Regions from separate parts of the Mus musculus genome. Here region 2 is linked to region 1. The links are chromatin contacts, found by POLR2A ChIA-PET in ENCODE. All regions are on one chromosome and are shown on one strand. The core of a region is the stretch at or near the end of the contact, and the rest is flanking DNA. Distances in the headings are between cores, read along the strand shown.

Region 1 (4,075 bases), core at 620-3,119:
TTATATTAAAATATTTTGCTGCCAGATGCTTCCATTTTAAACACCATGCTCTCACAATCTAATTCCACTCTGCAACTAAAAAGCCGAAATACTAAAAATAAAACAGAATTTAAAGCGTTTTTGAGTAAAACTTCTATGTTCTTAAGAAAAAAAAAAAAAAAACGCTACCCAAGTTTTAGGAACCTGTGCAATAAACAAGAAATGGGTCACCTGACCGGTCGCCACCCCACCCCTCAGCCCATTCCACAAACCCTCCCATTCTCACACGCTGTGAGACTTTAGAAATATCCTTTCTCAAAGCTGTTCCTTCTAAAAGAGGAGGTGGGAACCCACGCAAGCAGGTCCGAGTGCAAAATAATAGGCTACATCCAGACTTCTGCATCTATAAAATGAAAAGGCTCTTGGCGGGTCGCGTAGACCAGGGTTTGTGCCCTGGGTGGTACAGATGGGCTACACAGACGGTGAGTTGTGCTTTAACCTCTAGACAGGCATAGAAATGCCCGCCCTGCAGTGTTTAAGGGCAAGGCAGCACGGGGACCGGTTTTTTTCCAGGAAGCATGGCCCGAATGCCCAGGACAGGGAAGGGGAAGGCAGGGCCCTGGGCGTTTCATTCACTGCTGCGCTTTCTCCCCCCCCCCAACCCCCCCCCCCCTTCTCTCCGAGGCTCCCCCTCGACTTTCTCTCGCCTTTACCCAGTCCGAGTTTGACGTCGGTCTCCTGGAGACCAGACAGCCAATCGTCTGGCCGCTAAGGTCCAGTGCGACCAATCAGGCATCGTTGCTACCTGTGAGTAATTATTTTTAGCCAAGAGGAACGCCCCGTTCCACTCCGGACGATAACTCGGATTTCTGGGCTGCAGGTTGTGGAAACGGCGCCTATCCGCGCCCCTAGAGTCCCTGGCGTCCCTATTCCCTGGACACCTGTGCACAGTTCATAAACTCTCGCAGGTTCCTCAGCGAGGCCTCGTGTTTATTTTGTGGGCCTGGGTGAAAGTTCTCAAAATGCACGCGTGGGCACGCACACAGAGTCACACAGGCAGTTTGGCAGCGTGTCGCTCTCTGCGACGTTTGATATAAGACAATTTTTTTTTCTTACGGTCTCAAGCAACCCTCATGTCCGAGCTGCTGCCAGGTGACCCGGGGAGATTTGGCCAGGGGGAGCTGCAGAGGCAGTTAAACTGTCACCTGTGCGGGAGGTGCAGCGACGTGGCCTCCCTTCCCCACCCCCAGGTTCTGCAGTTGTCACTCTCGGGGTGGCAGTTGGCCTAGGCCCTGCGGGGATTAATACTCAATGAATCGGGAGCACGAGTCCCGGTTACCCCGGGATGGGCTGAGACCCACAGGCTAGCTCGCCCAGGAGTGGGGTTTTCCTCGGCCACAGTCGCACTCGCTCGGAAGCAGCCTTTTCCGTGTACTCTGCCCTCCCTCCCCCAGCCTCGGCTGCCCCTCCCGGCCGGTCCCCGCCGCGTCGCCACCTGCTCCCCCTCCTCCCCCCCCACCCCCCACCCCCCACCCCCAGGCCCCCGGGCCCTGCCACCCCATCCCTACCATCCCATCCCTACCCTTGTCCAATCCCCTTCCAAGGCCTCCCTTAACCCCTCCCCCAACCTCTCGGGACTCTCAGCTCATTGGTCACAGCGGCGTTCAGGAGGCGTGACCATCTATCAGCGGCCGTCTGGACGTGGGCAGGCGGGACTTGGCCAATGGCGTCGGGGGGCAGGGCAGGGGCGGAGTCGGCGCGGCCGGGGGGTGCCGGGTGGGGAGGGCGGGACTGTGACGCGAGCGGCGCGCACCCCCGCGGAGGCTGGGGGCGGGGAGGAGGCTATAAAACGAGAGGCGGGGCGCGCGCCGCGGCAGAAGGAGCGAAGCTCTGGCCCGGCGCGCAGAGGGCGCTGTACGGGGACGCAGGGCCGGGCCGCCGGGCTGTGTAGAGAAGCGAGCGCGCTCGTGTAAGCTTGCCGTCCCCGCCACCCCTGAGCCAGAGCAGCGAGCTCCCGGACCCGCCCGAGGCGTCCGTCGCGTGTCCGGCGGTGGCGACGTCTTGCACCCCGTCGCCTCGCCGCTCCCGACCCACCCGCGCCCCCGCCCGCTGCCCCTTCTCCCCCGCCCAGCCGCGGCTCGGCGGCGGCCGCAGCTCCGGAGCAGCTTGTAAGTACGGCGGGGCGGCGGCTAGGGGCCGAGGGAGTGGCTGCAGCGTCCTGCGAGCCCGGGTGTGGAGGGGCGGCCTCGGGGACCCAAGGGAATGGAGTGGCTCCGGGGACCTGGTCCGGAGGCTTGACGGCCGACGGGCAACCGGGAGGAGGGAGCACCCGGGGTGGGGGCAGCGGCGCCCAGGCAGGGGGAGGGGGCGCCGGGATACAGGGATCGGGCCCGGACCGGTGCTCCGGGATGCTGGCTAGGTCCCAGGAGCCTCGAGCGGGGAGCAGAGTGGGGGACGGCAGGGTCAGGTTACGGCGGGGGAGGGGAAGACTGGGCGGCCCGCGCCGCGACCTGCCGGTGCCCGGGCCGCGTCCCTGAGGCAGCTAAAGAGCCTGCTCTCCTTTTCCCCGGGCCGAGCTCCTCCTCCCGGAGCAAGTCTAGTAGTCTTCCTCCTCTTCCTCCTCCTCCTCCTCCTCCTCCTCCTCCTCCTCCTCCTCCTCCTCCTCCTCCACCTCCACCTCCTCTGGCTGTTGCTGCTGCTGTAGCGCTCGGGCTCCCAGCGCTGTGAGCAGAAATCTAATGAGACCCAACTGGCTGTTTATGTAATTCTTCACAGTCCTGTGTTAAGGCGTTGCTTTAAAAACCACCTTCCACCCAGCCTGTCTGGGCTCGGCTGCACCTTCAAGCAGTCCAGCTGAATCTGCTTTCTCTGCCTGCTCTTGGGTTTCGGCTTGGAAAGTGTAGTTTGGGGGCTACACGAGAGATTCTTTGCCCTTTGTCACCAAGAATATGGAAAATGGAACAGACGGATCCACACCAGTTTGATTATTTTAAATGCCCTTTTTGATCAACCTCGTTGTACAAATAGCTCTCCCTTGGAAATACCTCTCTTTGCCCTTGATCTTTTCTTATCCCCACCCAGTGCTGATCCAGCAAACGTTTAAAGGTCGACCTTTTCGCTCCAGCCTCTCCAGGGACTGCCCGTTTATCCGAAGAGGGAAGGAGATGGCTTTTAAAAATAAGAATAAAACTGAGAAACTCTGCCCTTTAAGCAGAGTAATCAATAGGAGTTTTAAGCTGCTTGTTTTTCTTATACTTGCAGCTGAGAGGAATTTCAGAATGTGTGTGTGTGGGGGGGGGGGGCAGTACACAATAAAAAAGAAAAAGGCTCCCAGAAGAGCAAGAGTGTGAGAGCCCTTGGCATGGTTAAAACTAGAGAGGATAATTTGGTTTCATTTACCAAGATGACAACTCATTTAGTACCTTTAATTTTAGTACCAGGTACTTTGAAAATTAAAAATAATTTTGTAACTTATAACATTTCCGAATATTTAACATAAAGCAGATTTAAATGTGATGTTTCCAAAAGGAACTAGGGATTCACTTCTAAAATGGTGACTAGCAAGGAAACTAATGACCAACTTGTAAAAGTGGAGTGTACGGGTAGGTGGGTGGATGAGTGTGCAGTACAGTTAGTAAACACTGTGCGAGAAGAAACATAAAGGATACATGTTCTGGAGGTCCTGTAAGTCCTGCTGGGAAGTGGTATGTAGAATGCTGTTTTAACTATAAATCTGTCTTGAACTTTAGCAAGAGGATTTTTTTTTTTTTTATGGTCTGTTCCTTTTATTTTCCAGCGGTCATTTCCAGTCTTTCTAGCCCAGTAGACATTTTCAAAAATAAAATTGCTTCAGGTAGAAAGCTTTGGAGCTGTTACATTGATCTCACTTGGATGTGTTTGCTTTTGTTTTATTTTCTTAAAGGAACAAGACCACGGGAAGGTTGAAGGATAATCTTCTAATACCAGCACTTTGAATGAGAATTTGTTTCTCTGCCACAAACTGATTTTTTTTTTTAAAAAATTTATTTTTCTGGTGGAGGAGTTGAAACAAAGCTAACTTTTGTGGCTTCGCAGCTATGCAGCTTGAAATCCAAGT
Region 2 (4,075 bases), core at 748-3,247, 54 kb after region 1:
GAATTTCTACTGATTCCAGAAGTTTCTCATTATCCTGAAATGAAACCTCAGACTCATTAGTGTTTGTCCCTGGCAACCTCAAACCTGCTCTCTGTCTCTATATGGCTTTTTCTGTCCTGGGTGCCTCACGTCAATGGAATGTATCGGTCTTCGCCTTCTGGGTCTGGCGTCTTTCACGCAGTGGGGTGATGTTCTCAAGTTTTAGCCACACACAGCAGAGTGTGAATGGGTACTTTGTGCCTTTTTAGGGATGTATGATATTCCACTTTGCATTATCCACCCATTAACTGATGGAGCCTGGGGTGTCTCTTCCTTGGACTGTTTCTCATTAGAGCCCATAGCCCCATCTCTAGACCTGACACTCACCACGTTGCTTCATGCTCTGTACAGCACTGAGCATGTTGTATGGTATAGCAGCCTGCCTTCTAGCCAGAGGGAGAGTGCCCTGGAGCAAAGGGGATCTTAAATGTCTGTCATTGTATCCGGCGCAGGGTCAGTCTGCCAAACAGATTCTCTGTCTCTGGGGTTTTTGGAGGTTTTATGTGGTTTGATCTCTCCCTCCCCCCCCCCAGCCCCCTCACTTTTGAGACTGGGTCTCATTTTGCAATCCTGAGTGGCCTGGAATTCACGATGTAGCCCAGGCTAGCCTGGAACTTTCTGAGATTTGCGTGCCTCTGCTTCCCCAGTAGTGCAATTAAAAATGACTGTTGCCCAGACCATGTCTGGGCCCTCAGCAGCCAGGGTCTGTTACCTACCACCTAAGGCCATGCAGAGTCCCTGGACTGGGCTGGGCTGATACCCAGAGACATGTCTGAGGGCTGTGTAGAACGGGTCCCATCCCTCACCTGGGCATTGTGGGATAGCTGGCCCTGGATGCATGACAGAAGAGCGGCTCCACCTCCACAGCCAGTTGCAGTACTTGGGAGAGCAACCCCGGCATAATTGTGGGTGAGAGCCAGCCTGAGGAGCCGAGTGTGGGAGAGCTGGTCTTGGAAGAGATACCCACCTACCCACTCATCCCTCACCAACTGCAGCAGTAGGGAGACCTGACCCCGGGGAGTCATAAGACAGGGAGAACTAGCCCTGTCCTTCATTGATTGCCACACTCAGGAGAGCGAGCCCTGCACTTTGTCTGGGCAGCTGACTACTCAGAACTGGCCCTGGTTGCAAGGGTTTCGGGTAAGCTGGCCCCAAGGATGTGAGAGCAGGCGAGCCACCTAGCTGACCTCTCAGGCCTGAACGCAGGGCTTTGAATTGGGCTACCCCAACAGCTACCCCATTGATGAACTGCTGGCGTACTAGTTGTACAGAAACTACAGGATCTCCATGACACAGGGTAATAACAGGATATTTGAGAGGAGTCCCAGCAAGGTTCCAGTACTGATAGCAGAAGCCAGAGGCCTTAAAACAGACCGAGTTATTGCAATGAACATTTGCAAGCAAAGAAGTGTGGACCAAAGGGTATATATAGTGTGGGAGACACTGTGATATACTACAGCTTCTACAATGAGATTTTTCTCTCTCTGTTTTGGGGGAAGTTGCAAGGGTGGAGAGTGGACTGGAGGGGAGGGGGAGGGGGAGGGGGAGTGAGTGTGTAGGTCAGTCCTCTCCTTCCACCACGTGGGTCCCAGGTCTAGGCCTTGGGTCATTAGAATCTGTAGCAAGTGCCGTAACTCGAGCCAGTTTGTCATCTCACAAAACAGATTCGTCAGAGCGTTCTTACTGTTAGACTGCCCTCCATCCAGCTTGCAAAATGTCCTCACCGCTCCTTCCAGGCAAAATTTCAACAGAACCCCGCCCCCACCAACAGGCTCCACCTAGTGGAACACACTAGCAAACCACGATGTTTACATTTCAGAGATCCCTGTGGGGTAGGGTGGGGGGGGGGGGAGACCACTTAAGGTAGGAGGGTCTGAGAGTGCTCCTGAGAGAGGACCTCCCAGGATTCTCAGAAAATCAAAACAGATCCTCTGGTTAGGGACAAATAAGCGAGGAGCTGGAGCAGCGCCACAGTGGGAGAGTGGGCATCCGGAGCGCTCTCTGCTAATTGCGCCGGTGATTTTTCTGTTAGCCACAGGACGCAGGGAGGGGAAGAAGGAGGGAGAACTGAGCGATCTCACTCCCTGTTGATAAGAGCTCGCCCACAGCTCTGCCCAGTGCTTCCCGGTAGAAGGACTTCAAGGGCCCTTAGAAAAGGCACAAACAAATCCAAAGCAGAGAAAAGAAAGTTAATTCAATTAATTAAGCTTTTTGTTTTTAAATTGTTTACATTCTCATTCCCTCAATAAGCAGTTGTTTTGATGTTTCCTTTGACTAACAGTTGACAGTAGATATTAGTTTTCTCTCTCTAACTGCCAAATGCCTCTTCTTCCGGAATCCCATTCTTTGTTATCTACCTATGTATCTATCTCTCTATTAGAAATAAAGTAGGAGCGGGGCGTGGTGGCACACGCCTTTAATCCCAGCACTCGGGAGGCAGAGGCAGGTGGATTTCCGAGTTGGAGACCAGCCTGGTCTACAGAGTGAGTTCCAGGATCAGCCAGGGCTATAGAGAGAAACCCTGTCTCAAAAAACCAAAAAAAGAAAAGAAAAGGAAAGGAAAGGAAAGGAAAGGAAAGGAAAGGAAAGGAAAGGAAAGGAAAGAAAAGAGTAGTCTTCATGGCCCCTCCTATGAACAAGCGTGGTGCAAGATGAGCTGAGACACAAGCAGTCATTTTCCTCAGTGGTCAAAAGCACTTCCCCACACGTCGGGGTGGGTCAGGAAGAGCACACCCCATCCCCACCCCACCTCTTTCAGAGGCACCATGGGTGAGGCAGTGTTCTGCCTCTGGCTGAGGCATCTGGGAGCAGTAAGGAGGACCTGTGACTAATAGGGAGCCAGGTGCCCCATGGACAAAGGGCCTCAGAGAATCCAGAGTGGGCACTGGAATCCAGGCTGGGAAGCACAGTGGTCTGTGCATAGTCTGCCACAAAACCCAGCCTTCCTGGTTAGTAGCAACTGTGTAACTAATGCAGGCCCCTTGAAAGCCAATTTAACACAACCTACAATAACTTGGGAAGAGTCTCAATGAGGGATTGTTGTATACAGTGGATTGGCCTGTGGGAGGCAACTGTCTTAATTAAGTTAACTGATTAGAAGAGTCAGCCTACTGTGGGTGGCATCATTCCCTAGGTACAGGGTCCTGAACAGTGTAAGAGTGGAGACATCAAGCTGACCACAAGCAAGCAAGCAAGCTGAGCATGCTTGTCCTTGTTTCTCTCTGACCCTGACCTTGGATATGATTTAACTTGCTATTTTAACTTCCTGCCACCTGTACTATTCCTGAGATGCACTAAAACTTAGAGTTGTGAACTAAAATAACCTTTTTCTCCCCTAAAGTTTTTTTTTTTTCAATCAAGGTATTTTATTGCAGGAACGCAAGGTCCTGAATGGCACTCCCCAAATAGCTGAGAATGGCCTTGAACTAACTCCAGATCCTCCTGCCTCCACATCACAAGCAATAGGATACCAGGCTTGGACCAGCACACCCAGTTTTATACAGTGCGGAGGCTTAAACCCAGAGTTCTGAGCATCGTAAGCAAGTACTCTATCAACCAAGCCATGCCATCACCCCTGCCTCCTACCTCCTAGCTCCTCTCCTCACCCTCCTTTGCTACAACACCGCCCCTGCCGCCATCTTACACATCCCTGTCAGTGTCTATGCTCCCAGCATCTGTTCTCTCCCTCTTATAACTGCTCTGTTCTTATAGCTTTCTCTGTGTAGCCCTGGCTGTCCTGGAACTCATTCTGTAGACCAGGCTGGCCTCTAACTCAAGAGATCTGCCTGCTTATGCCTTCCAAAGTGTTTGAATTAAAGGCGTGTGCCACCCCCACCCAGATAAAATCTATTGAACTGGTCTGTGTTCCACAATCAGGACAGGACATCTTTGACATGGCTTCCACAGAGTCCTTGGGGAGCTATGCCACCCAGCTGCCTGGAATGGCCAAGGTGAAAACTATATACATTGAGTTTCATGAAAGACATGTGCTTTATTTCCACGTTGCTCCCCTGGTGGGACACTGGTTATCTTTGGT

Evidence for each region. ChIA-PET counts read pairs that join two places held with the same protein, here RNA polymerase II (POLR2A).
Region 2: POLR2A ChIA-PET joins it to region 1 with 29 read pairs in embryonic stem cell. The contact joins the enhancer-like site here to the promoter of Tob1 in region 1. POLR2A ChIA-PET finds 5 or more read pairs at or near these places in 4 of 5 experiments (Patski and embryonic stem cell).

What each region holds. Positions count from the first base shown.
Region 1 is chr11:94,209,585-94,213,659 of GRCm38, forward strand. Tob1 (transducer of ErbB-2.1) reads left to right here and starts at 1,870. Exons shown (of 2, transcript NM_009427.2): 1 at 1,870-2,147; 2 at 3,902-4,075. The coding sequence starts at 4,056.
Region 2 is chr11:94,263,604-94,267,678 of GRCm38, forward strand. No RefSeq gene overlaps it. Among named protein-coding and RNA genes, the nearest start is that of Gm38953, 5.8 kb to the right of the region's middle. Within about 2 kb of position 1,998, at least 3 of the 3 ENCODE cell types and tissues checked have a DNase peak (open chromatin) inside an H3K27ac peak, as active enhancers do.